Linked DNA regions of Homo sapiens: all the other regions are linked to region 4. The links are chromatin contacts, found by Hi-C or POLR2A ChIA-PET in ENCODE. All regions are on one chromosome and are shown on one strand. Each heading gives the region's core, a stretch centred on a gene start or an enhancer-like site at or near the end of the contact. The rest is flanking DNA. Distances are from core to core; before and after follow the strand shown. Region 1 holds the start of BCL10 (BCL10 immune signaling adaptor). Region 2 holds the start of SAMD13 (sterile alpha motif domain containing 13). Region 3 holds the start of CTH (cystathionine gamma-lyase). Region 4 holds the start of FUBP1 (far upstream element binding protein 1). Region 5 holds the start of CTBS (chitobiase).

Region 1 (4,851 bases), core at 1,311-3,810, 7.3 Mb before region 4:
CTAAATGGTTTTCCCTCTTCCATCTTCTTTCCCCTTAGCACAGAAGTGAAAGTGCTTCTTTTCAAATCACAAATCAGATCATGTCACTCTGCTCAGAACCTTCCAGTGGCTTCCCGTCTGACTCAGCACACCCATATGACTCAACACACAAGGAGATCATCTCCTTCCAGTTACACTGAGCATTTTTATTGGTTGCTGACTGTACTCATAATGCTCTCTCCTTATATCCACACGGTTCACTCCCTCACTTCCTTTAAGCATAAATCAAATCCCTTATCTTGGTATTGACAAGACAAGGACAGACTCCTCCAAAGTGAGCAGGGAGGTCATGACCACCCTAGCTTAAATTTTACCAATCCATACAGCCTCATCCTACTTCCCTGTTTTATTTTTTCCTCTTAGTATTTATCATCTTCTAATAAATTAAATAACTTAGATATAGCCAGGCGTGGGGGATCATGCCTGTAATCCCAGCACTTTGGGAGGTTGAGGTGGGCAGATCACCTGAGGTCAGGAGTTCGAAACCAACCTGGCCAATGTGGTGAAACCTTGTCTCTACTAAAAGTACAAAAATTAGCTGGGCGTGGTGGTGTGTGCCTGTAGTCCCAGCTACTCAGGAGGCTGAAGCAGGAGAATCGCTCGAACCCGGGAGGCAGAAGTTGCAGTAAGCTGAGATGGTGCCATTGCACTCCAGCCTGGGAAACAGAGTGAGACTCCGTCTCAAAAAAATAAATTAATTAATTATTTTTTTAAAATAACTTAGATATAGCCGGGTGTGGTGGCATGCGCCTGTAATCCCAGCTACTGGGGAGGCTGAGGCAGGAGAATCACTTGAACCTGGGAGGAGGAGGTTGCAGTGAGCAGAGATCGTGCCACTGCACTCCAGCCTGCGTGACAGAGCGAGATTCTGTCTCCAAATAAATAAATAAATAAACTTAGATAAAATTTTTCAAGTGCCTACCTCGTCTGCCCCAAACACAAATAAACTAGAATATAAATTCCATGAGGAAAGAGATTTTTATTGGTTTTGTTCACAGCTGTTTTCCTAGCACCTAGAACAGTGTCTGGCACATAGTGGACATTCAAAACACATTTGTTAAATGAAAGGATTCATCCTAAAGTTAAGGATGGTTCAGTAAATCGGATGGAAGATGATGAAAAATTAAGCAATTAGAAAAAAACTGTCCTTGTGTAATGTGTCAACATGGAAACAGGACATAATGTAAACATCAGAATCCCTTGCTGTGATTCTGGTTTTTGTGGCTCTGGTTACATTGTTTTTTTGTGTGTGTTTTTTTTTTTTTTTGCTTTCCCGTTTCTTAAACATTGGCGTTCCCAAGTTTCTCCTTGGTCCTCCTGTCATTTTTATCTACTCTCGTAGCTTCAAATACCATCTAGTTTATAGTTTATTTAGCATGTTGTCCAAGCCACCGTCTTGGGCCCAGGGCTCTACCTGTAGCTTTTCATCCACACTTCTCAGGTTGCTTCTTACACAGCGCCATAGTAGTTAAAATACGGTCTGGGGATAGTCGTCTCTTCATCAGTCTCCCCCTATAAAATGGAGGACTCATAGTATAAGTTGCCTAGAACATATTAGTAAGGACTCAATAAATGTTTGAGTAGGATGAGCTGGGTGGCTCATGCCTGTAGTCCCTGCACTTTGGGAAGCCGAGGCGGGTGGATGGCTTGAGCCCAGGAGTTTGAGACCAGCCTGGGCAACATGGCGAAACTCCATCTCTATAAAAAATACAAAAAAACTAGCTGGACTCCCAGCTGCTTGGTGGCTGAGGTGGAAGGATCGCCTGAGCCCTGGAGGTGGAAGCTGCAGTGAGCCGAGAATCGCACCACTGCACTCCAGCCTGGGCGACAGAGTGAGATCCTGTCTCAATAAATAAATAAATAATCAGTTGAGTGCATACTGTGTGCCCAACTACCTTTAAGAACTTTACATATGATCCCGGCAGCCCTAAAAGGTAAGCATATCTATCTCCATTACACAGATTAACTAATGAGGAAAAGCTATGTTTATAATGAACAGTGACCAAAAAGTATGCAAACGTTAAATGAGGTGTTAAAGTGGTGGGATTGTAGGTGGTTTCTTTTTTTCTTTCAAAAATTTGTTTAGTATTGTAGTTAGGCTGTTTGTGTGTATGCATGTGTATGTGTGTATGAGTGCGTTTGTGTGTGACCAAAACAGTAACTGGCAAACGTAACAACAGGAAATTGTAGGGCAGGGTCTGGGAAAAGGGGAGGAACCCAAGGTACTGACAAGCCCAGACCGGACTCCCCCGAAGTGAGCAGGCAGCAAAGGCTGAGAGTGCCAGCTGCCTGGGCACTGACGGACCCCACCCACGGAAACGATGCCTTATGAGGAAGCTAACCCGGGCCACTTACCGACGACCTGCGCAGGCGTGGCTTGAGGAAACGCCCGCTGTGGGCGGAGCCACCCGAAAGGCTCCGGTCGGGGGCGGGAACAGGATCGGCCCGCGGGCTGGCGTCGATAGGCTGCCGCAGAGACAGGGCGGGCTCTGCTAAGCGACGCGCCTCGCCGTGGGGCGGTGCCTGCGCCTGAGCCTCTACGAGAGGGAAGGAACGCTGCTCCGAGCTCCGCGTCGCGTCGCGTAGATTCGCGTCGCCGTCGACCTCAGAGGCGGGGCCGGAAGCGCTACGGTTTGACCCCCGAGTCCCTCTGTTCCCGAAGGGGCGGCCGTCTTTCTCCCGACCCGCTCCGCCTCCTCTCCTTCTTCCCCATTACCCGGAGGCCGAAGCCCCCAGCCAGGGCGGGGCGGCGCAGCCCGAGCTCCCGGACCCGGAAGAAGCGCCATCTCCCGCCTCCACCATGGAGCCCACCGCACCGTCCCTCACCGAGGAGGACCTCACTGAAGTGAAGAAGGACGTGAGTAACGCAGCTGTGCCCAGGGCGGGCGGGGGCGGGCTGCAGCCCAGCGGGAGACGAAAGCGGAAGCCTGGAGTCCGAGGACAAGGAGGATCCTCCAGGTCGGAGGAGCGGAAAGTCCTAGCACAGGAGGACTGTGGCGAGCCCTGCATCCGAGGGACCTTGGTGGCAGTGATCCTCCAGTGATCTGTCAATCCAGGTTTTACATCGCTAAACGCAGAGCTTGGGCTTTGTTGCCAAGTGGTGTTTTGATTCTTGCCCACTCCTCACCCATCTCCTCATGCTTTCCCCCCAACTGGGTTCTTGGAGATGCTTCGTTAGGGACTGGCGGCTCAGATTCATCCTTAAGTCAGGCTGCCTAGGCTGCTCACTCAGCCTAGAGCGAAGGCTGTACCAGGTGAAGGATCCCAAGCAGTGGACCAAAAATGTGAAGCTCTTTTGCATAAGGGGGCTTGAGGAAGCTCAACAGCTGAAAGCACAACCTGGAATTCCCCTAGTAAGCAGACGCCCACATATTTAAATTGGGGTTGGGGGAGTGAATACACGTAGCTGAGAATTAATGTACAGGTAAACGTCGAAAATATTCAGTAGCTAAATTATGCTCTTCTCGGATGGTGCAGAACCACATAAACCTTCATATTTATTCGTAACGAATGGCTTTGTTGAGATATGACATTCTTTTTCCTTTGCGTTTACTTGTTTTGTCAGATGAGACCTATATGAGTATCACTAAAATACTTTATCTGAAGTCAAATGAAAAACAGAAACTCAACATGAAACGTGTTCTTATTGAACACTGCAGTACTTTTACAAAGTCATTTTGATGAACTGGACAGGATGGCAACTTTTTAAATGTTCATCCACTTCAAATCCCTTCCTCTTCCCTGTAAGGTTTATTACACTGTACTCACAATTGGTGTGACTCACCAGCAGAAGGAAACTGGATATGACTGGGAGTTGTGCTTAGTTTCCTCATTCAACAGAGATTTATGGAGCACTTGCTATATGGAAAGCACTGGCCTTGGGTCTGGAAGGATACAAAAAAATGAAGATCAGTTTCCTGCTTTACATTCTAGTTGAGATAAGAATGGAACATAAATAACTACTGTAGAATAAATGTTGTCTTATTCATGGTGAGTGCCAGTAAAACCTTGAACTTCCAAGAGCTAGGCCTCCTATGTTCCAGATGCTGTGTCACACAGTTTACAATGTTCCCACTTAACCTTCGCAACAACCTCTAAAGAAGATAATTGCCATTCCCATTTTACAGCTAATAAAACAGGAACTGAGAAATTACAAGTGGAAGGAAATAAGATCTGTATACAAGTACAGATGTGAAGAGTGGCTTCCAGGTCTTTGTTCTTCTCTGTCAATTCATTGATGTTATCTGTCTTCAGGATTTCATTTTACGCCTATATCAGAAATAAATAACCTTGAGGAAACCATGGATGGGTTTCAAAAGGTCTATGAAAGAAACTATGTGCATGCTTTTTTCTTAGAGGTTTTTTTCATGATATTTTCAAAATGTCTTCTGATCTTAGAGAGTTTTAAAATTATCCACATATTTGGACTTTTCTCTCCACTCTAGGTCCTTATTTCCAAATGTCTACTGGAAATCTACTTTTATATCCTACAGATTGCTCACCTTGTCAAATATTGAACTTTTACTATCCTTTTCCCAAAGTTGCTTACTGTTGCTGCTGTATTGCCTTTCTTGATGAATGGTGTGCTACCACCCTTTGTCTTGGGACCTCCCACTTCTTTAGTGTCTCCCCCTCCTCCTATCTAGTTATTTGCCTCATTGTGTTAGTTGGATTTAGTACAGTTTAATAAATATGGATTACATGCTACTGTGAGGCTGATACTGTGGTTGGTTCTAACAGTTCAAAAATTAAAAATGAAAACACAATCCTAACTTGAAAAGAGCTCAATTTCTTGAGGGGGATTGTTTTAAA
Region 2 (4,779 bases), core at 1,635-4,134, 6.3 Mb before region 4:
GGCAGTAGTTTCAAGAGGGGATAAAAATATCAAAACTTACTTTACACACATGCAATTTATTATGCAAGGATTATACTTCAGTAAAGCTGCTAATTTTAAAACTAATTACAATTAAGTAAAATTAAAAGTTCAGTTTCTTACTTAAACTAGTCACATTTCATATTCTTCGTAGCCACATGTGGCTAGTGGCTACCATTTTAGACAGCACAAATACAGAACATTTCCATCATTGTTGAAAGTACTGTTGGATAACACTGATCTAACTCACACATAAAACAGCATCTGTTTCTTTCATTTCTCCTCCACCTACCTACCCCAAACTTTAGGGATGGTAATCAGCATGGCAGTATGGCACTGATATATAAATTACCCGAGAACTTTAAAAAACAGATTTTATTAAGTTAGTTTTAATGTAACTTTGCTGTGAAGCAAAATATACCTTCTATTCATAAACATATAGCACACTGTTTCCTCATTTAGATATCACAGCTTCTATGGATTATATTTAATTAGTTTCCTCCAAAGCTCAAGTTGACGGCAATTTTAAACTAAATGATATGGAAAGAAATGAAACAGATAACTCCCTCTTGGAACTCACTTTCTCCTTGTAATCAAAGTACTTATTGCTTTGCTATAACTCCTAAGTGAGAATATACATTTTTCATATACTCATAAATATCAAAATATTATGTTACATGTGCAATTGAATTTTCCCATTTAAAATAATCAAATATATAACTCTTACATGACACATATAAACACAAGTTTCAAATGTGAGAACAGACTTTAAAATAAACACCATGTATGCACAGAAATGTTTCACATTCATTAAACAGTTCATAAAATTAGGACGGAGGAGTTGTTAAACTATATTCTTACTGAAGCTTTTTCCCTTCCTGCACTATAGCTCTTAGTTTTCAGAGTTAGAGGTGATTGTATTTCAAAAAAAAAATTTGAACTCTATTTTCTGCCCCCATTCTGTGTTGTCTATGGAAGAGTCTCTGCTTGGAGTTTTTGTTTCAATATACAGAATGCAGGGCTGAAATCCTCAACCATCCTTGTTCCAAAGCCTGATACACAAACCTTTCATATATATTTTGATGTCTGAGTCATCTCTGTCTTAGAAATGCAATACAGAAAAAGGTAACTGGGGTAGGGGGGAGAAGGGAGGCTGCTGGCCAGTGTAGACAAACCAAGGCGACCCCCAAACTGTGTATTGTAGTAGATAAGCAAGAAGTACGAAAATAGAAACTAAGTCCCTCTGTTGTTTGCAGAAGCAGAACTCAGAAGCCAGCTTCACTTACTTTTTTACACCGACAGAGCCATTTTCCTTGTTTTCCATGTCAACAGATAGCATGGGAAGGCTGCAGGGTTCCTTTACTTCAGCAACTAATCAATAAGGGAGAAAAGCTTGTGTTTAATTCTTAGAAAGTGAGAGAAGAATATATATTCTGAATCGGAAACATAATGGTCCCTTTTACAGCTTCACACCAGTTCACGTATGTTTGTTTAAATCTCCAGTTCCCTCGGCGATTGGAGAGATGTGATTAAACCTAAAGAACTGGAGGAGACGGATTGGGGTGCTTTCATCTGTACTGGCACTCCCTGCCTTGACAATAAGCATTTGCAAATGAAATTGAATCCTCGTTGAAAACAAGTGCTGTGTGAACTGGCACAGCTTCTTCTGGGTGCCTAGCTCTCACTTAAGACACTGCAACTCATAAATGAGTCAAAGTAGAGAAAAACAATCCCCCTTTTCCTGCCCCCCTCCCATTATGGGCTTTGATTTGTTTTTTCTTATTGTGTTTGGTTTTTTTTTTGTCCACTCCCCCTTGCTCCTAGATTTTTTCATTGCAATGCAGAAGGACACTTAAAGCTTTTGTCAGCAAGTATTCCCCTACCTCACATTCTCAACGAAAGCCTCAAAAACCCGTCTGTGAGATGGCCATGCTGTGGTAAAGCAGGAAGCTCACAAAAAATGCCAGATAGCCCTTAGCACAGAAAGGTGGTGCTGGTGTGTGTGTGTGTGTGTGTGTGTGTGTGTGTGTGTATGTGTAAGAAAGAGTAGGTAACTCATTAGATTTATGAAAAATCATCAAAACATTTAAGGAGATATTGTAGCATCCATCACTCTGTCTTTTTGTTTAGTAGGATGAGGGCTGTGGAAAATTAAAAGCCTTCCACAATTAATATGCAATTAGCAAAATGAAAAAGCTACGAACAAAACTGCTTTAAGAAAAAAAAAAAAAAAAAAGGAAGAAACAGTCCCGAAACGTGTTTGCTCTTATTCAGCTGAAGCCATAAATTAAATACATTTCCACTCAAATCACTTTATACTTCGGCACTCCTTCTCTAGGGATTACTCTGACATGGCAAGTGCATCATTTAGTATATTCGCAAGATTTTATCACTGTTAGAGAAGTAGATGATTAACAAATAACACTGTAAGTGTGGGATAATTTTCACTCCTGAAACACACACATACACACAAACTTCCAGCTGCAAACCACTTAGATCATTGATAGAGAAATCCAACATTTAATATATATATATAGATATTAGCATACATTCACACACCGTTAGAGAGTAGACAGGAAGATAGTGCTGCTGCTCCATGCTAACAGAATATGATTTCACTTCAGTTGGAAACTGTTACACATTCACCATTTTCTAAGCATCTCAGAAAACAAAACAAAACACTCACAATGATACTCTGCAACACCACACTACATTGTCTTATTATTATTACTATTATTTTCTTTTCTGTGGAAGAGTAAAAAGAAAACCTACCTATAAGCAACTAAAAAATATCATTTTTTATAGGCTTATCAAGAACAGCCAAAGAAACCCCAATGTTTTCTTTCACAAAGTAGGCTGGCAAAGGAATTCAATAAGGAGGTACAATTTGACACAGTGAAATAAAACCAGGCTGGCTCTCAGCCAACATGACGTTAGGAATCACACACAAGCTGCACCAACTGCCTTCTGGTTCATGGCTGACTTTTTAAAGCTACAGTGTGCCTGTTCACTTTTGCTAACTACCTTCAGCACAATTAGTGCAAGAAATGAGTAAGGAGTCCAAAACCTGCAGAATTCTCCCTGCACCTGTCTTGTACAAAGAAAAACAAGCTGTCTCAATAGCTTCTTATTTTCTCCCTCCCCTTCATTGTTGCTGCATGATAGGTCTTAGCTGTTGTTCTGAGCATGAATGTCATGTTTCAAACTATTTCCTTTTCTCCCCAGAGGGAAAAATAAGAGTGAGAAGCCAGTGCTTATGGGCTATAACCAGAGAACACTCGGAAGCTGCAGTCCCATGTTACTCTTTTTTTCCTAATAGAGATTCATGGACAAAGTTCCCAGGGCTGGCTTTTAAGTAATCTCTTTGTGAGAATAAGGAAAGCACTGCCCAGCAGCAAATCCTTTTACTTCATTATGCAGGAAGTAACATATTTCGGAAAGGATGCAAAATAGATGACCAGATCTCCTGAAAACGCCCACATTCTTTTATTTTGGCATTTATCCTGCCAAATGAAGCCAGCAAAAATTCAAACTGAAACAAACAAAACCTTATTCTACAAAACGAAAACAATTAGTTCTGGGAGGTTTAATTTTAACTGTTTATCCCAGTTGGACAAAAAGCATAATTCAAGAAATTTAACCAACACTTACAATCTATGAGTACCCGGTACTATATTAGTTACATATGAATAGAAAGACATTATGCCCACCCCAAAATTCATAGTCTCTCCCGCCATCATCCTAAATACCAAATCAGAAAACTGGGAGGTGGAGCAGAGAGGCTGGGCAAGATCTTTTGTTTAAGTTACCCTGGTCATTCTCACAGTTCCCTTGCTTGGCTTAAACCACTTTTCCAGGAGAATAATCTCATCCCATTAATGTTCTGCACATACACAGAAAACATACATGGTTGCCTCTTCATTGAAATAAACATCAATCAACATTTGGACACTTTTAGGTCAAGATGGTCAACAAAACCACTCAAGACAGGGCACAGAACACAGGTTCCCCAGAAAGATCCTGGAAAAAGTTATCACTTGCTGTAATATCCTGTAGAATTCAGGTAGAATCTGAGGAAAAAGCTGCCTGCTTCCCTTTTTAAAAATAATCTTTTAGGACATTAGGAGATTACCTTTGATCTAAATTTGGAACCTGAATTTCAAGGTCAAAAAATTTGTTCTTTACTTATTCCAGGAATTATATTAGAAATTTTTGACTTCCTTGAAGATCAGTGCCAAGAAAGATTTCAAATATTTGCCATTGCTCCCTTGAAAAGGCAAACAATAGTAATCTAGGAACCAATTAAATATTTTTGAGCAGTATTTTTTGAGCATGGGTCAGGCATGTGGATCTTTCACCAGTGCTGATCTCAAAATGATGGACTTTTATGTAGATAAAGAGCTCTTTCACTAACAGATTCCTTAACGCTTTTGGACTTGATCTGAAATTCCTGAACTATTCTCCCAGTAAATCCAAATTGGAAGCGAGTTGGACTGGGAGTTCTGTGTCTTGGGGAGCTGGGGTTGTCCTGACAGTGCTGCTCAGAACAAAAGCATGTTCAGCTCTCCACTCTTGACGGGGAAAAGGCAAAGAAACTGTAGTTACACCCAGCTCTTCCTTAGACACAGCCACAGGAGAAAGGATTCTGTGAAGTTTTTCCAAGCATCTCTTCCTGCATATACAAAGGGACATCCCCTCCCATCTGGCCTGCTGTGATCAAAAGTTTGCCTGTTACACAAGAGTAAAGTTTCAGAAAGTGTT
Region 3 (5,242 bases), core at 1-2,500, 7.6 Mb after region 4:
AGCGATTCTCCTGCCTCAGCTTCCCGAGTAGCTGAGATTACCCGCCACCATGCCCAGCTAATTTATTTATTTTTAGTAGAGATGGGGTTTCACCATGTTGGCCAGGCTGGGCTCGAACTCCTGTCCTCAGGTGATCCACCCGCCTCAGCCTCCCAAAGTGCTGGGATTACAGGCGTAAGCCACTGCACCCGGTCATGAGTTGTGTTCTTAATCACTAAGCCACAGTGCTTAAATGACGCAATAGGCTAAATTGTTACTAGCATTATTAGAGATAGCATAGTGTAGCTGAGTGCCTAGGAGTTGGTTCCTAAAGCAACCTCAAGTTTCTAAAGTTTGAATTCCATCTCCAATACTTACTAGTCTAAGGCTAGTTACTTAACTCCCTAAATCTCAGCTTCTTTATTGGGAAAAAATGAGAATTCGGTTCAGACTAGGGTTGTTGTTAGGATTAGATGAGACAATACATGTAATACACATGATATATACGAGCACGTATTTGGCATATAGTAGGTACTCAATAACTATTCATACAGCTACTGGAAACAATCTTAATTCTAGTCAAGTTATCAGACCCTTAATATTTTTTAAGCTGACTCCGTACTACATCTTTAAAATTTATGCTGCTAAAGGTAACTCAAAAAAGTTATGACCTTCGATTTTTAATTGCAAATTTGTCAAAATCACCTGAATTTCAGGCCAAATCTAAATGGCAAGCTGGACAAACGGCTCCTTCCAGTCCTGCTTATCAAAAGAAATACGATCACTGGACCATCCGATACAAAGCTGTGCTGCAAGAATTACAGTGTAGAAACATCTTTCGGTTGCCTTCCTAATTTATAAGTCATATTATAAATTACTTACATGCCTTTCAAATTCATAAGCCGTATCTCTTTTACCGCCCAACTGTGGACAGCCCCAGACAGACCCAGCTCACCGAGTGCTGGCCAGGCGCCCCTTGCTTGAACGTGGTGGACAGTGAGATGGGGGGCACTACAGCCCTGGAGGTCCATTGCTCTGGATCCTGGCCCACATGGATCGCCTGCGTGGCGAAATGTTGGAAGTGTGGCAGGAAACCTTGTGAGGAGGCGTCTTTTTCCTGCATGCTGAACCGCGAAAGAAGAAGAGAGGAAAAGAACACCGAAGATATAACCAGTCGAAGCCGGGTGTCCGGGGTTGGGAGAGACAGAAGGATCAGGCGAGAAGGAGCTAAAGCACGCAGGTAGAGCCGACGGCGAGCGCACTAAAGCGGCACACAGCGATTGTTGGGGTGGATTTTATTAGCGGGTCTGCAGTCTCACGATCACAGTGGGGCGGGACCAGCGCGGCCCATTGAGCGCAGGCCCGACGCGTCTCCCGCTCCTTATTGGCTGACAGCAGAGGCGTTGCCTGAAACGTCACCGCGACCGCCCCACCCAGTGCACAAAGCGGAGTGAAGCTGGAGTCCCTGGGTCCAAGTGGTGTTAGTCCCTGCGGGCGAAATTCCTGAGTACCCGTCCTGAGGAGGCTGCCATGCTGGCTCCTGAGAGCCACCCGGGCGTCTCTGTGACCTCAGGCCGGAGGTTCGCCCGAGACGTGGCGGAAAGCTGGCTTAGTGTTGAAACCGGGTAACTGTAAACAGACCACATAAATAGCCTTCTTTTACTGTGGTAGTTACCTCTGACCACCATCCTTTGCCCTGAGGGCGGTGCTAAAAGACGTAAGCCACAACGTGGAGGGTGGTTAAGAAAACAGTTGCCCAAGCCGCCCAGTTTGCAGCTTGGATTCTCATCAGTCACAGCTTGCGTTTTAGGTACACTGAACTCTGTAATGACCCAGTGCTTACGATGACGAAACGATGACTAGAAGTGAAGGTTAAATTGTTCGTAAGACATAACGAAGCTACTGTAGTGAGGACGTCTATGCACAACTCTGGCAGCTTCCTAAAAGTTAGTCAATCTTGAGCTTTTTCAAGCATCATTATCTTCTTTTAAAGTACAGAGAGAAACTCCCCCTAATGAGAAAGATAATGTGGCTTTGAAATACTTACTGGAGCCTAACATCCTTACACAAAATGCTTTTGCTTTTACACAACAGCAACATCCCTGCAGGAAAAAGGATTGTTTACCACTCACCTGCGCCCAGAGCCCTACTCTCAGAAGAATCACTGCTTTAAAACAAAAATCTCCCTGTTCCCTAAGCAATACAGACTTGACCTACTTACTATTGTGGCTGTTTTCTAGCACCAGGAAATTTGGGGATATTTCTGTTGTTGCAAAATATTCGCTAAAGATCTAAAACTTTATTAAACAAATTAAGAACAAGGAGAATAAGGAATAAACAGCTCTTAAAATTTACAGTTTGAAAGAAAGATATGAAGAGAAAGAATGAGGCAATTTGCTTTTCAAATTAGCTTTAGGGACATTTAACCCATTAAGCACTAGAGGAGTGGTGCTTGAGGGCCTACAAGCTTTTAGAATCCTACCAAACTTTGTATGGCTGGGGGAAAAAATGGATAGACTTCAAAACACTAATGTATATTAATACATATTTAATTAATATTTTTCTTTTAAAAATATAACATCAACTGCAACTCACCTCAATATTTATGTATAACTATAGGTGGGTATTTTTGTGTAATATGATATGGCATTTAGGGGCCAAAAGGGTCTAAAACAGTTCCAATTAGTTTTACCTCCTAATATTTGCTGACAAACCCTGAGTTGCATAAATACAGACATTTTATTTAGTGTACTGTAATAAAGAATCATTCAGAAGACAGCACTAGGCTGGGTGCATTGGCTAACGCCTATTAATCCCAGCACTTTGGGAGGCCGAGGTGGGCGAATCACCTGAAGTCAAGAGTTCGAGACCAGCCTGGCCAGCAGGGTGAAACCCCATCTCTACAAAAAACACAAAACTTAGCTGGGCGTAGTGGTGCACACCTGTAATCCCAGCTCCTTGGGAGCCTGAGACAGGAGAATCGCTTGAACCCAGGAGGCGGAGGTTGCAGTGAGCCGAGATCATGTCACTGCACTACAGCCTGGGCCACAGAGTGAGACTCCATCTCAAAAAAAAAAAAAAAAAAGATAGCACCCAATACAAATGCTATAAATCAGGCCTTTTTTACTCTCTTAAACTGAGAAAACTTTATTGGATGCAGCTTAATATGTATCAAGGATTTAAAATATCCCCTTTCTATGACTCAGCAATTTCTTTTGTAGAAAATTTTACTTGCAGGAATTTATCCTTTAGATATATTCTTAATATGTGTACAGAGATGAGCAAGGATGCTTTTTAAACCTACGTTACTATTTTTAATAGCAAAAGAGTGAAAAATGGCTTAATTATTCATTCTTAAAAGACTGGTTAACTGGTTATGATACTACTCTGTGATGGCTACAGTATGGCCAAGAAGCAGGAAGAGATTGAGATGTGCTGGTATGTCAGAGTCTCGCTCTGTTACCCAGGCTGGAGTGCAGTGGTGCCATTTCGAATCACTGCAACCTCTGCCTCCAGGTTTCAAGAGATTCTTCTGCCTCAGCCTCCCAAGTAGCTGGGACTACAGATGCAGCCACCATGTCTGGCTAATTTTTGTATTTTTAGTAGAGATGGGTTTCACCATGTTGGCCAGGCTGGCCTCGAACTCCTTGCCTCAAGTGATCCACCAGCCTTGGCCTCCCAAAGTGCTGGTATTACAGGCATGAGCCACCACACCTGGCCTATTGATCTCTAATATCTAAGACAGCAAAGCAAAGTAACGTATACATCATGCTTCCACTTTTTCAAAAGAATATATACTATGTTGCATTATTTTCAGACAGATATTTATGATTTCATATGTATAAAAATCCTTCTGGTCATAGAGACTATGGATCTGCAGTGGAAAGGTGATTTTCTTTACATTTTATTCTCTTTTGTGTTCAAGTTTTATATCATGGGCACATATTACCTTTTCAACAATAATAATACTACCAAAAACCCTAATTTAAACATTTTAGAAAGACAACTGTATTTAGAAAAAAAGCTTTTTAAATGATTAAATGATAGCCACTTTAAATCCAATAAATGGTATATAGTTTGAGGTGTGTGCTAATTTTTCATATAAATTATGTTGCATACAACAAAATATCATAACACTTACAGAAGAATTATTAATTCTTCTTGGGAAGGAGATTCAGCAAAAGCAGATATTTTAGAGGAAATGGGAAACTTCTCATTTTTTATATTTCTTTACTGTTTGATCCTTTTATAAAACACAGAGTACATTATTTTATAATAAGTACTTCTTAAACACTATGAAAATAGCACTGTACTTCTTGTGTTTATGCACAAAGACCTCTACTATTCTCATTAAAGGCAGGCTATGAATAAAGATACCGTGACTGAATATCAAAACAGTGCAATCGGGACTTGGGAGGGATGTTCATAAAATATATTATTATTATTATCAAGCATAAACATACGCAATTATTAGATCTGTTTTGTTTTACCTCAAAAGAAAACAATTTGTTCATCCTTGGGCTTTTGTCAATGAAATAATGAGAATTATGAAGGGAATTTGGGGATCAGGGGAAAGAAGATATTACAATATAAGATCTAAATTTGGTAGACTTGTAGATTACTACAATGGGCCAAAGCCTGTCAGATAGCACTTTTTTTTTTTTTTTTTTGAGACAAGGTCTCAGTCTTCCCCAGGCTGGAGTGCAGTGGTGCCATCTTGGCTCTCATTGAAACCTCTGCCTCCCAGGTTCAAGTGATCCTCCCACCTCAGCCCCACAAGTAGCTGAGACTACAGGCATGCGCCACCATGCCAGGCTAATTTTTTGTGGGTTTTTTTTGTAGAGATGAAGTTTTACCATCTTGCCCAGGCTGGTCTTGAACTCCTGAGCTCAAGCGATCTACCTGCCTTGGCCTCCCAAAGTGCTAGGATTACAGGCATGAGCCACTGCACCAAGCCAGATAGCACTTATGACACCTACCTTCACTTCCTGGTGGAAACAATTTTTTAAAATAGTAACAAAAAGATATTATGCAATCATATCAATTATGTTTTGATATGGCATAATTGAAAATTATATGTCTTGAGAATAAAAAGGTCTAGATATTGTTGATGGAATTATTAAAGTTAATATCAAGAGACACTGGAGAGCAAATTTCTAGCACAATTGCTTTCTTTTAGTGATAGATACAAAGAAGATAAGCGACATACTCATATTAATATAGCGAGTATCTAGGCTGAGAATTGAGTACAGCTTCAGACATT
Region 4 (5,165 bases), core at 158-2,657:
TACTATTAACACAGTAAATTACATGCCACGATATGTTGGAGAAGGTCTGAAGAAATGTCTGGCATTACTTGGTAACTGAAGTACATAACATAAAATACCAATTTACACACACACACACACACACACACACACACACACATATATATATATATATACCTAGTCCTGTGATGACAATTCAGAATATGATCTTACATTTGAGTACCCACAGGATGGGGTGGGAGAAACTACGCCTAAGAAGCTACAAAATCTATTTTGGTCAAGAAACAATGCTGTTCTTAACTTAAGAGACCTTAACAGGCCGGGCGCAGTGCCTCGCGCCTATAATCCTAGCATTCTGGGAGGCCGAGGCGGGTGGATCACGAGGTCACGAGATCGAGACCATCCTGGCTAACACGGTGAAACCCCGTCTCTACTACAAACGCAAAAAATTAGCCCAGACGTGGTGGCAGGCGCCTGTTGTCCCAGCTACTCGGGAGGCTGAGGCAGGAGAATCGCTTGAACCCAGGAGGCGGAGGATGCAGTGAGCCGAGACCGCGCCACTGCACTCCAGCCTGGGTAACAGAGCGAGACTCTCAAAACAAACAAACAAACAAAAAAAAACCCTTAATAAAAATGGCCATGGACACATACATATACTAGGTTATTAAATCTGGCTAACACTGAACTTTAAGAACAATCACGTTTTTGGATAAAGAAAAGGGCAGTCATACTTTTAGAGCCTCATCCACATTATTTTAAACAAAAAACTTAAAATATGGTCGAGAACTAACAGGCTTCCAGCCTGAATTCAACACCCACCCTCGTGATAAAACTAAAAAATCGGACAGTCTGTAAGTAAAATACAGGGACACTTTACTACCCTGAAAATCATGCTGGGTTCCCGCTACGCCGGGCAGACGTTTTCAGGAGCATCACCGCGCGGCGTCTCGGACGCACTTCTCCTGGCGCCCTCCGGGCGGCAGCGCTCTCGAGACACTGTTGCTTCGCCGTCACGCCCGTCGTTGTCACGCCCTTCCCCGCGGACACCGAGAATGACCCATAGCGGAAAATTCTACCGCACTACCTCCCTGAGGCAGCGACCGGTAAGAAACAACCTTTTCTTCAGGCTTCCCACCACCCAAACACAGTCGCAGTCAACTGGCCACTATCACCCACCACCCTGCAGGAACAATTACCCAGCCTCACCCCAAGAACGCGCGGAGAGGAGGTGCCAAAAGAAATTCTGTTCTCGCGAAGTCTTAAACTTAATCCTCGCGACGTCTCTGTTCCTGTCGTTCTTTCTCAGCCCTAACCCACACCAGCGCGTTGCCTCGGAAACATCGCGAGATTTTGTTCCTTCAGTCTCCGCCCCTTTACGGCACGATGGTCGCGCAAGAATGTAATAGAGCTTCGACGGCCGCCATTTTCTTTCTTTCTTAGCTGTTAGCTGAGAGGAAGTCTCTGAACAGGCGGCAGCGGCTCTTATAGTGCAACCATGGCAGACTATTCAACAGTGCCTCCCCCCTCTTCTGGCTCAGCTGGTGGCGGTGGTGGCGGCGGTGGTGGTGGAGGAGTTAACGACGCTTTCAAAGATGCACTGCAGAGAGCCCGGCAGGTAAGTGTGGACCGCGCGGCGGAATCCCGAAAGCTCACGGTAATTGGCCGCTGACTGAGTAGGCCGCTACCCTTAAGCGCATGAGGAAGAGGAAAGAGGTGTTCTTCCGGGCTGAAATGTGAAGAGACACGTTTCCCCATGTTGGTAATAACGATTAGAGACCAGAACCCAGTTTTGTGTTCTTGGTGCCTAATCCACTTAGAACCCCGACGCGTGCTACGCAAAGAAGGCCTGAAGTCTTTCTCCCGCTTCTGCGGCACTCGCGTGTCTCCAGTGAGCTAGTTTAGATAAAGATCCTCTTCCAGGGGATAAAGCGCAGTTAGTTTCACACAATTTAATGGAAGGTTCTGGTAATGAGTTTGGGAAAGAACTAGGGTCTGTCCTGGAGCCATAGCAAGGGAAGGGATTTATCATTAAAGTAGCCTTTACAGCTCATTTCCGTTCTCTCTCGCAATTAAAACCGCTTTCAGTACCATTCACCGTCACACCTCTACAAGGAAGGGACTTGAAAGCAGCCTTTTTCTGGGCGGGATTTACGTGTCAGTCTGTTCCACCAGTCCGCCCCCCTTATTTCTCAAAATGGCCTCAGGCCCATTATACCAGAGGTTTCAATTTGAATCTGCCTCTCAGTTCAGAGTCGTAAACTGACCAGACCTCTTTGTATTACGTAGTGCGTGCATTTGCCCTGAAGGCACCACTTTCCCAGACGAAAGCTGTTAAAATAGTGCGTGTATTCCAGGAAAATAAAAGATACCTTAATTTGAACTTTACATTCTTAGATAGTCCCCTAATATATTTAACATTTCAAAATGTATGGTGTTGGTATAGATTTGCATGTAAGCAAAAGAATCCTATTCTCTGTGACACTATGCATATTGTACTAGGTGCTGGGCATTTTTTACTAGTTTTAAGCTAATGATAATTAGAAACCAGTGTTGTGCTGTGTTTTCGTTGCATTAGGAGTTCACTTAGTTAACTTTTTACCGGGACAGTTGAAGGAACATTGAGTCAAAATTAGAATTCATAAAATCCGTTGTAACACATCTAATGTGAACGCATTATAAACATGTACCTGTACTTTTTTATAACCAGAAATACTAGGAGTAGTCAACAAAAGGTCATCATTAATATTAGTTCTGCGGTTTTTTCCACGTAATTTAAGAAATTCTGAACATGTTTAGCAACAAGCATATAACTATGACAAACACTCTTAGCGTGTTTTATTAGATTGATTTGTAAAACTTAAGGGAACTATTTTATTTACTGGAACCAACTATTTTATTTTACCAGAACCAGCACATTGGATTAATTGGTATCGCACACTGTAGGTAGATACTGGAGTTTTGTTTTGTTTTGTTTGAGACGGAGTCTCCCTCTGTCGCCCAGACTGGAGTGCAGTGGTGCGATCTCGTCCCACTGCAACCTCTGCCTCCCGGCTTCAAGCAATTCTCCTGCCTCAGCCTCCCGAGTAGCTGGGATTACAGGCGCCCGCCACCATGCCCGGCTAATTTTTTGTGTTTTTTTTGTTTGTTTGTTTGTTTTCAGTAGAGACAGGGTTTCACCATGCTGGCCAGGCTGGTCTCGAACTCCTGACCTCGTGATCCGCCCGTCTTGGCCTCCCAAAGCTGGGATTACAGGCGTGAGCCGCTGCGCCCGGCCTTGTTTTTTTTCGTTTGTTTGTTTTAATGCATGAATTGTTTCCTACTAAGAAGCTATGATATAGTTCCTTGACCAAATGCAGATGAACAGGATTATCTGATTAATACTTTAACGAGAGCAGACAAAATATGGATATTTAATTCATCCACTTGCTTTATAAGTGTTTATAGAGTTTGTTAGGAGGGGATGCCCAATTTCCTAAGTAAAGGTGATATATGAGCAAGACATTATAAAATGAAAGAGAGTTTGGCCAGTGAAGAAAAGAAGCAGCATGCGCAGAGGTGTGGGGACTTGAGGGAATGGCAAGGACCCAGAAGTGAAGTCGCTAGAAGATGGGGGTGGGAGGACGTGAAACGAGGCAAGGAAAGGTACAAGCGGATCCAGATACTGGAAGACCTTGTGTTGCAATGCTTTAATTAAAAATTGGATTTCAGGCCGGGTACGGTGGCTCACGCCTGTAGTCCCAGCACTTTGGGAGGCTGAGGCAGGCAGATCACTTGAAGTCGGAGTTTAAGACCAGCCTGGCCAACATGGTGAAACCCCATCTTTACAAAAAATACAAAAAGTAGCCGGGCTTGGTGGCCTGTGCCTGTAGTCCTAGCTACTTGGGAGGCTGAGGCACAAGAACCGCTTCAACCTGGGAAGTGGAGGTTGCAGTGAGTGGAGATCACGCTGCTGCACTCCAGCCTGGTCATAGAGCGAGACCCTGTCTCAAAAAAAAAAAAATTGGATTTTATTATTAGGCTAAGCCATAATTTCTTTATACTTCTTAAAATATAGAAATTGTTGGCAAATTGTGAAATTTATTGTTGTATAATGCTAATAGATCAGTTGTCCTGATGTCTTTGCTGTAATGATTTCTTTATAAAAATGATCTTAAATCTGAGCTCCCTAACTTTAGTTTTTGCCTGGAATTACCCATTACATTTGATGATATCTCTAAATGTCAGTTGTAGCTGTTACTCTGATGATATAAGTGGAATATACAGAAGCGTACTTAGACAAAAGTTAGGTTAATATCTGAACTACTTCCTCCTTGTGTATTTAAGAGAATATTGACTTAAGTTTCTAGAATCCTCAACTAATCCTAAGTTTATTTTCTTTGTCTAGAATACTATGCTGTTTTTGTTTTTGGAAGGAAGAGATATAGGCATAGTTTCCTGCTCTCAAGGAGCTTCAAAGGCTGTACCAGTGGGGATGCCATTGGTATTTTTAGCTGGATAGTTGTTATTCAGAAAAGCAGGACAAGTAATTATGATTCCTGGTCCGTACCTGGTAATGCCAGTAATGTTAACTCTAGCTGGTTGTTGACATCTGGTCATTTAGTTGCCAATCTTCTTTTTTTTTTTCTGGCTTTTATGTGAAATTTTTAGATTTTTATAATATCCTGAGCTAAATTCAACACAGGGACACCAGATTGCTGCTTTAGTTCAGGGTTTCCAGCCTGTGCACTTAAGAAATTTATTTTTGTGTATATCAAGCTGTAACTCCAGAGATTGGGATTGTTTGATTGGGTCTTTAGCAGTGGTACTAATAGCAACTTCTGTCTCTAGAACATTGGAAAATTAAAATGTGTTTATCTACCGTTTTTTTCCTCGAGGTTATATGAAGGTAGAAATGAATCAGACTAGATGATTAGCTAAGCGAGACTATTAACCCTCATCCCTTCCCCTCTAGACAACTATGAAATTAGTCATTATGTATTCGATCCTTCTTGCAGTCTCTTCTCTGACAGTTATAAAAGTGATTTAGGCTGCATAATGTTGTTTGAATGAAATGAAAATATAGACTAGAGCTGTTTTTTTTTTTATTTCCATCAGTCTCTTCAGTGAAAACTAACATTTGAGCATGATTCTTTTTTTAAATCATTTTGTGACAGTTTAGCAAGGCTTGTGATAAGCAAGTTATGGTA
Region 5 (4,838 bases), core at 863-3,362, 6.6 Mb before region 4:
TTATTTGTTATTTTTAAATACTGTTATCTGACATTGGTTAAAACCATGGATGTGGAACCTCTGGTTATGGAGGTTCAATTGTACTTTTTTTTTTTTTGAGACAGGATCTTGTTTTGTCACCCAGGCTGGAGTGCAGTGGCATGATCATAGTTCACTTCAGCCTCAACCTCCCGGCTTCAAGCAATCCTCTCATCTCAGCCTCCCGAGCAGCTGGGACTACAAGCTTTTACCACCGCACTGGCACACAGGGCTAATTTTTTGCTTTTTATTTTTTGTAGAGACAGGGTCTATGTTCCCCAGGCTGGTCTCAAACTCCTGCCCTCAAGTAATCCTCCTGCCTTGGCCTGCCAAAGTTATGCAATTGCAGGTGTGAGCCACAGTGCCTGGCCTAGCTTTTCATTCTGAAAACGCGTGTTCTTCAGTCCTGGAGCCTTGATAATTACTTATTTCTTTTCTTTTCTTTTTTTTTTTTTTTTTTGGAGACAGAGTCTCACTCTGTTGCTGAGGCTGGAGTGCAGTGGTGTGATCTCTGCAACCTCCACCTCCCAGGTTCAAGCGATTCTCCTGCCTCAGCCTTCCGAGTAGCTGGGATTACAGGTGTCTGCCACCATGCCCAGATAATTTTTGTATTTTTAGTAGAGATGGGGTTTCACAATGTTGGCCAGGCTGGTCTCAAACTCCTGAGCTCAAGTGATCTGCCCACCTCGGCCTCCCACAGTGCCGGGATTACAAGCATGAACCACTGTGCCCAGCCCAAATTACTTATTTCTTCTTATTTGTACTACGCTGCTTCTCAAGCACCTTTAAGAATTATTTATTTCATCCCCTCTGTACTGCGTTTTCCAATTTTCTTATCTTTCAGAGTTTTTGCTCTACATTCCTCAGTGTTATCTTCTACTAATAGTTTTTTCACTTCTTTCTTATTTCTATTAACTTTTAAAAATCCCCTACCCCTTTTATTGCACCCTGTTGTGGCTTCATCTTCTCTTATTTTTCTGGGGCTATTATGAGAATTTTTAAAAGTGTTCTCCCTGCAGCATCTGCTTCCTCCATATTCCTTTGTCTGTTGTTTGGGTCCCTTCTTTCTACATTATTGGATTTTTTTGGTTGCTGTCCATGATTAAAAGTAAAAATTAAAAAGTACAAAGAGAGGAAGCTCCAAGTAGATAGCTGGTGCTTTTAACTTTGAATTTCACTGTAGGGTGATCTGGGTGTATGATTTGTCCAGAAAACCCGATGTCAGTATCTTTGCTCAGCCTCTTAGGTTAATCAGATAGCGAGGGGTTTCAGTTTTCAGTAGGCATAAAGCCACTTATTCTCCGTTTTAGGTGGAATACCCACTCAGCAGAGAATTTATCCCCTTCAGGGAATTCAGCCGGGGTGGGAGCCCGTGGTGGGAAAGAGGGGCAGCTGCCCAGAGACATGAAGCTGGAAAAAGGATCTAGCGATCAGAGTCCTTGAGCAGCCTTTGACTAATCTCCCCCTTTTCCGATTTACCTCTCATACTCATACTTGTGCTCTCCAGCTTCCAACATTTTGTTGCTGTTATCTCTTTGTCCTTGTGTTTAGGTTGTTAAACTTGATTTTTAACAGGAGAGTAGGCAAAATTAGATGCTTGAATTCAAACCACGATCTTAACTAAGACCTGATATCCGTAAGTAAAAATTTTTGGTATTCCAGCTTTCTTTTGAGTAGCAAAAGAAAAACAAAGTCTTTTGGCCACTCCAACCATGTTACTCAGTAGGCCCTTCCAAAGACACCCACTTCTCCATTTTGGGGATCCCCTTGTACCTTCAGACTCCACAAGGAGTACACGACCAGCCACGACAAAACGAGATGCAGACTATTGGGAGGACTATAAACGGTAGGGGTGATACCCATTTGAGTCCACGAACGGCCCTCTCGGCGCCGCAGACACTGGCTGTCCCCCGAGACGCTCCAGCAGCCACTTAACTTCACCCACCTGTAGCGCCCGGGGACGCTCGAAGCCCGACCTCCCACGCCCGCCCCGGAGCCCCGCCCCTCCCGCCCCTCCCCGCCCTTCCCGACTCTCCCCGCCCCTTCCTGCCCCGACGCGCAGCAGGCCCCGCCCACCCAGGCGGTAGGAACCCACTCCGGCCCGCTAGACCTGCTGCTATGTCCCGGCCGCAGCTTCGACGCTGGCGCCTCGTCTCTAGCCCGCCGAGCGGCGTCCCGGGTCTAGCGCTGCTGGCGCTGCTGGCGCTGCTGGCGCTGCGGCTCGCGGCCGGGACCGACTGCCCATGCCCGGAGCCTGAGCTCTGCCGCCCGATTCGCCACCATCCAGATTTCGAGGTCAGCGCCTTCCTCTGCTCCTCTAGGTCTGGGCTTCAGGGCACGAAGAGAAGTTAGGGTAGAACGGAGCCCTAAGGAGAGGTGCCGTGGGCGCCGAAACCAGCTTTGACCACTCGATGAGGGCCTTCCTGTTTACGGATCCTTCAATTTATAGATGAGGAAGCTCGGGCTCAGAGAAGTTGAGTAACTCCTCAGGCCTCACAGCCTGTAAGTGCCTGCGTAGGCAGGCGAGAGTTCAAACCAGATCTGCCTCCTAAGGCAAGCTCCTTTCATTCCCCTGCTGTGCCTCTGCGGAAGCACTCTGGGTGTAAAAAGCAAACAAGGTAGGATAATCCATTTATGTTTCCAAGGAACGAGGATTTCGTTTGAAAGAATCTCAGCACTCCAACAGTACATTAGAATGCAGAGTATTTTGCTTACCTTTAGTTTTCTATACCTGCTAGCCCTTTCCTTTAAAGTACCTCAAAACCACCCATGAAGAGTGGTAAAAAAAATAGCTTTCAGTACATTTTCCTTCTATCTACATAACAATTTGTAAGGCTTCTGGCAACTTTAATCAAACACCTTCTGGAGCAATATTAAAACCACCTGACTGCCCACTTCGATGACTGAAAGCAGGAATTGGATGACATCAGGAAGGTCCAAAGGCTTAATTCAAAGAACGATTCTTTTGTAGAAATAGGCATGATTCCTAGTTCTTAATCTAGTACATTAATCTGAGGCAGAACACTTAGATGCCAGTAAAAAAGTATATATACATGACTTAGGAGAAGAAATAAAAATGGTGAAAGTGTTTATGGAGAACCTGCCTAGTGTGGAAACCTAACATCTTATTAAAAGAAAGACTTCAGACAAAGTAGGATAACCTTTTTTATTTGAGCAAAGAACAACTTATGAATCGGCAGTACTTAAACCAGAAGGGGTTCAGAGAGGTCTGCTTTAGTAGCATGGGCTTTTATAGGCCGAACAGGGAAGCAAAGGAAAATAATTACTTGGTTGGCTATGACTGTTTGCCTTATTTAGCTATGACTTGGTGGAAAATTACTAGTTAGAGGTTAGTTGGCAGTTTCTGATAGGTTAAGCTTAAGTTTCCTTTCACTGTTGACCTTGGGCTGGAGTTTGCTTAAGCAGGAAATCCAAGGCAGTTGGAGCTGTTTCAGCATAATGGCCTCCCAATTAAAATGTTTTATACAATCTGAGGCCCAGCGCGGTGGTAGAGGCAGTGGGGACAGTAGCTGTAAAAGTTCAACCAGACATTTCTTAATTTTCTCAATCTCTTTTTGAGATTGAGAAGCACTTTGTGAGGCCAAGGTGGGTGGATCACTTGAGGTCAGGAATTCGAGAACAGCCTGGCCAACATGGTGAAACCCCGTCTCTACTAAAAATACAAAAATTAGCTGGGCGTGGTGGCGGGCACATGTAATCCGAACTACTTGGGAGGCTGAGGCAGGAGAACCGCTTGAACCTGGGAGGCGGAGCGGGAGGCGGAAGGTTGCAGTTAGCCAAGATCACGCCACTGCACTCCAGCCTGGGCGACAGAGCAAGACTATGTCTCAAAAAAGAGAAAAAAAAAAAACCTGAAAGATTTACTGTAGTACCCAATACTTAGTGGGTTAGGCAATATCTGTGGGCACTTTGAAAACCAACTATTCAAAGAAGCAAAATTATGCTTATTTGTATCTTCATGGTAAATGGTCTTTTTCTCTACTGGCGTTTTCTATGTTTTTCAAACACAAAAACTAGACTACATGGCATTTTCCCCTTATATTTTCAATTAGTTCACCCAGCTTTTTTTTTTTTTAAGGATATCTGTTATATCACAGGCTCTTAGTATTTTTTAAACAAATAGAATCTTAATTATCAGAACTAAAATAGAAGTTTTGATAGAAATATGAGTCAGAAAACAATGGGCCACTTAATTTCACATTATGAATTTTTATTATTTCAGTAGGCAATTGCTTAGCAGAAAAAATGAGTTATGCATAATTAATTCTGAAAAGTTAAAAAAAATTAAAAAAAATTAAGAAATGCCTGGTTTAACTTTTACAGCTGCTATCCCCACTGTCTCTCCCTCATTCATTCCCCTCACAAGGACCCAGTGATCTCTTTTGTAATGCATATCCCCTGAATTAAAACTCTAATTGATTCCCACTGATCCCAAGATAAAATACAACATCTTCAGTGGTCTTGGAAGTCCTACTTAATCTTTCCACTACCGACTTTAAAGGTTTTATCCAGTTCCACATACTTGCAGGATTTCTGTGCTCTACCTACATTGACCTTTTTCAGTTCCAGAATCTCAGAATTCTCCTGAGGTGTAGCGACCTTTGGGCTTTCCCTTCCCTCAGTTGAGAATGCAATCTTTTGTCCATAGGTATATCTCTTCCATCATTCTGCTGATTTCAGCCCACTCCGAAAGTGTGTAGTCCTCAGAAAAGTTTTCGTGCACCATCTGGCTAGCAGGTCCCCTTTATATGCTGGCGTGGCCCCCTGTAACCCCTACAGTCCTTAATACCATTGTAATT

The links. A loop is a pair of places that touch in the nucleus more often than their neighbours do. ChIA-PET counts read pairs that join two places held with the same protein, here RNA polymerase II (POLR2A). Pooled maps may share reads with other maps.
Region 1: a loop to region 4 is called in a pooled map, with 18 times the contacts of the local background. The contact joins the promoter of BCL10 here to the promoter of FUBP1 in region 4. A Hi-C loop is called at or near these places in 5 of 50 pooled maps. POLR2A ChIA-PET finds 5 or more read pairs at or near these places in 2 of 52 experiments (CD4-positive, alpha-beta memory T cell and activated T-cell).
Region 2: a map of naive thymus-derived CD4-positive, alpha-beta T cell shows a loop between it and region 4 (26-fold over the local background). The contact joins the promoter of SAMD13 here to the promoter of FUBP1 in region 4. A Hi-C loop is called at or near these places in 1 of 168 maps with a recorded cell type or tissue (naive thymus-derived CD4-positive, alpha-beta T cell) and 4 of 50 pooled maps. POLR2A ChIA-PET finds 5 or more read pairs at or near these places in 2 of 52 experiments (T-cell and WTC11).
Region 3: a loop to region 4 is called in a pooled map, with 16 times the contacts of the local background. The contact joins the promoter of CTH here to the promoter of FUBP1 in region 4. A Hi-C loop is called at or near these places in 1 of 37 single-sample maps with no recorded cell type and 9 of 50 pooled maps. POLR2A ChIA-PET finds 5 or more read pairs at or near these places in 1 of 52 experiments (CD4-positive, alpha-beta T cell).
Region 5: a loop to region 4 is called in a map of CD4-positive, alpha-beta memory T cell, with 8 times the contacts of the local background. The contact joins the promoter of CTBS here to the promoter of FUBP1 in region 4. A Hi-C loop is called at or near these places in 2 of 168 maps with a recorded cell type or tissue (CD4-positive, alpha-beta memory T cell and naive thymus-derived CD4-positive, alpha-beta T cell) and 7 of 50 pooled maps. POLR2A ChIA-PET finds 5 or more read pairs at or near these places in 1 of 52 experiments (CD4-positive, alpha-beta T cell).

The regions. Positions count from the first base shown.
Region 1 is chr1:85,274,341-85,279,191 of GRCh38, reverse strand. BCL10 (BCL10 immune signaling adaptor) reads left to right here and starts at 2,560. Exons shown (of 3, transcript NM_003921.5): 1 at 2,560-2,896. The coding sequence starts at 2,840. It overlaps BCL10-AS1 (BCL10 antisense RNA 1), which reads right to left and starts at 2,834. Exons shown (of 2, transcript NR_045484.1): 1 at 2,395-2,834; 2 at 1,104-1,551. RefSeq lists enhancers at 2,260-2,962, 2,168-3,367.
Region 2 is chr1:84,299,813-84,304,591 of GRCh38, reverse strand. It overlaps SAMD13 (sterile alpha motif domain containing 13), which reads right to left and starts at 2,884. Exons shown (of 4, transcript NM_001134663.2): 1 at 2,791-2,884; 2 at 1,305-1,389. The coding sequence starts at 1,357.
Region 3 is chr1:70,407,276-70,412,517 of GRCh38, reverse strand. CTH (cystathionine gamma-lyase) reads right to left here and starts at 1,250. Exons shown (of 12, transcript NM_001902.6): 1 at 935-1,250. The coding sequence starts at 1,102. RefSeq lists a silencer at 1,210-1,359 and an enhancer at 1,420-1,679.
Region 4 is chr1:77,975,314-77,980,478 of GRCh38, reverse strand. FUBP1 (far upstream element binding protein 1) reads left to right here and starts at 1,407. Exons shown (of 20, transcript NM_003902.5): 1 at 1,407-1,594. The coding sequence starts at 1,475. It also overlaps a transcript of DNAJB4 not described here. RefSeq lists enhancers at 934-993, 1,004-1,153, 1,464-1,593, 1,604-1,663, 1,674-1,723 and 1 more.
Region 5 is chr1:84,571,714-84,576,551 of GRCh38, reverse strand. CTBS (chitobiase) reads left to right here and starts at 2,112. Exons shown (of 7, transcript NM_004388.3): 1 at 2,112-2,313. The coding sequence starts at 2,137. RefSeq lists a silencer at 1,980-2,099 and enhancers at 2,260-2,549, 2,660-2,759, 3,473-3,522.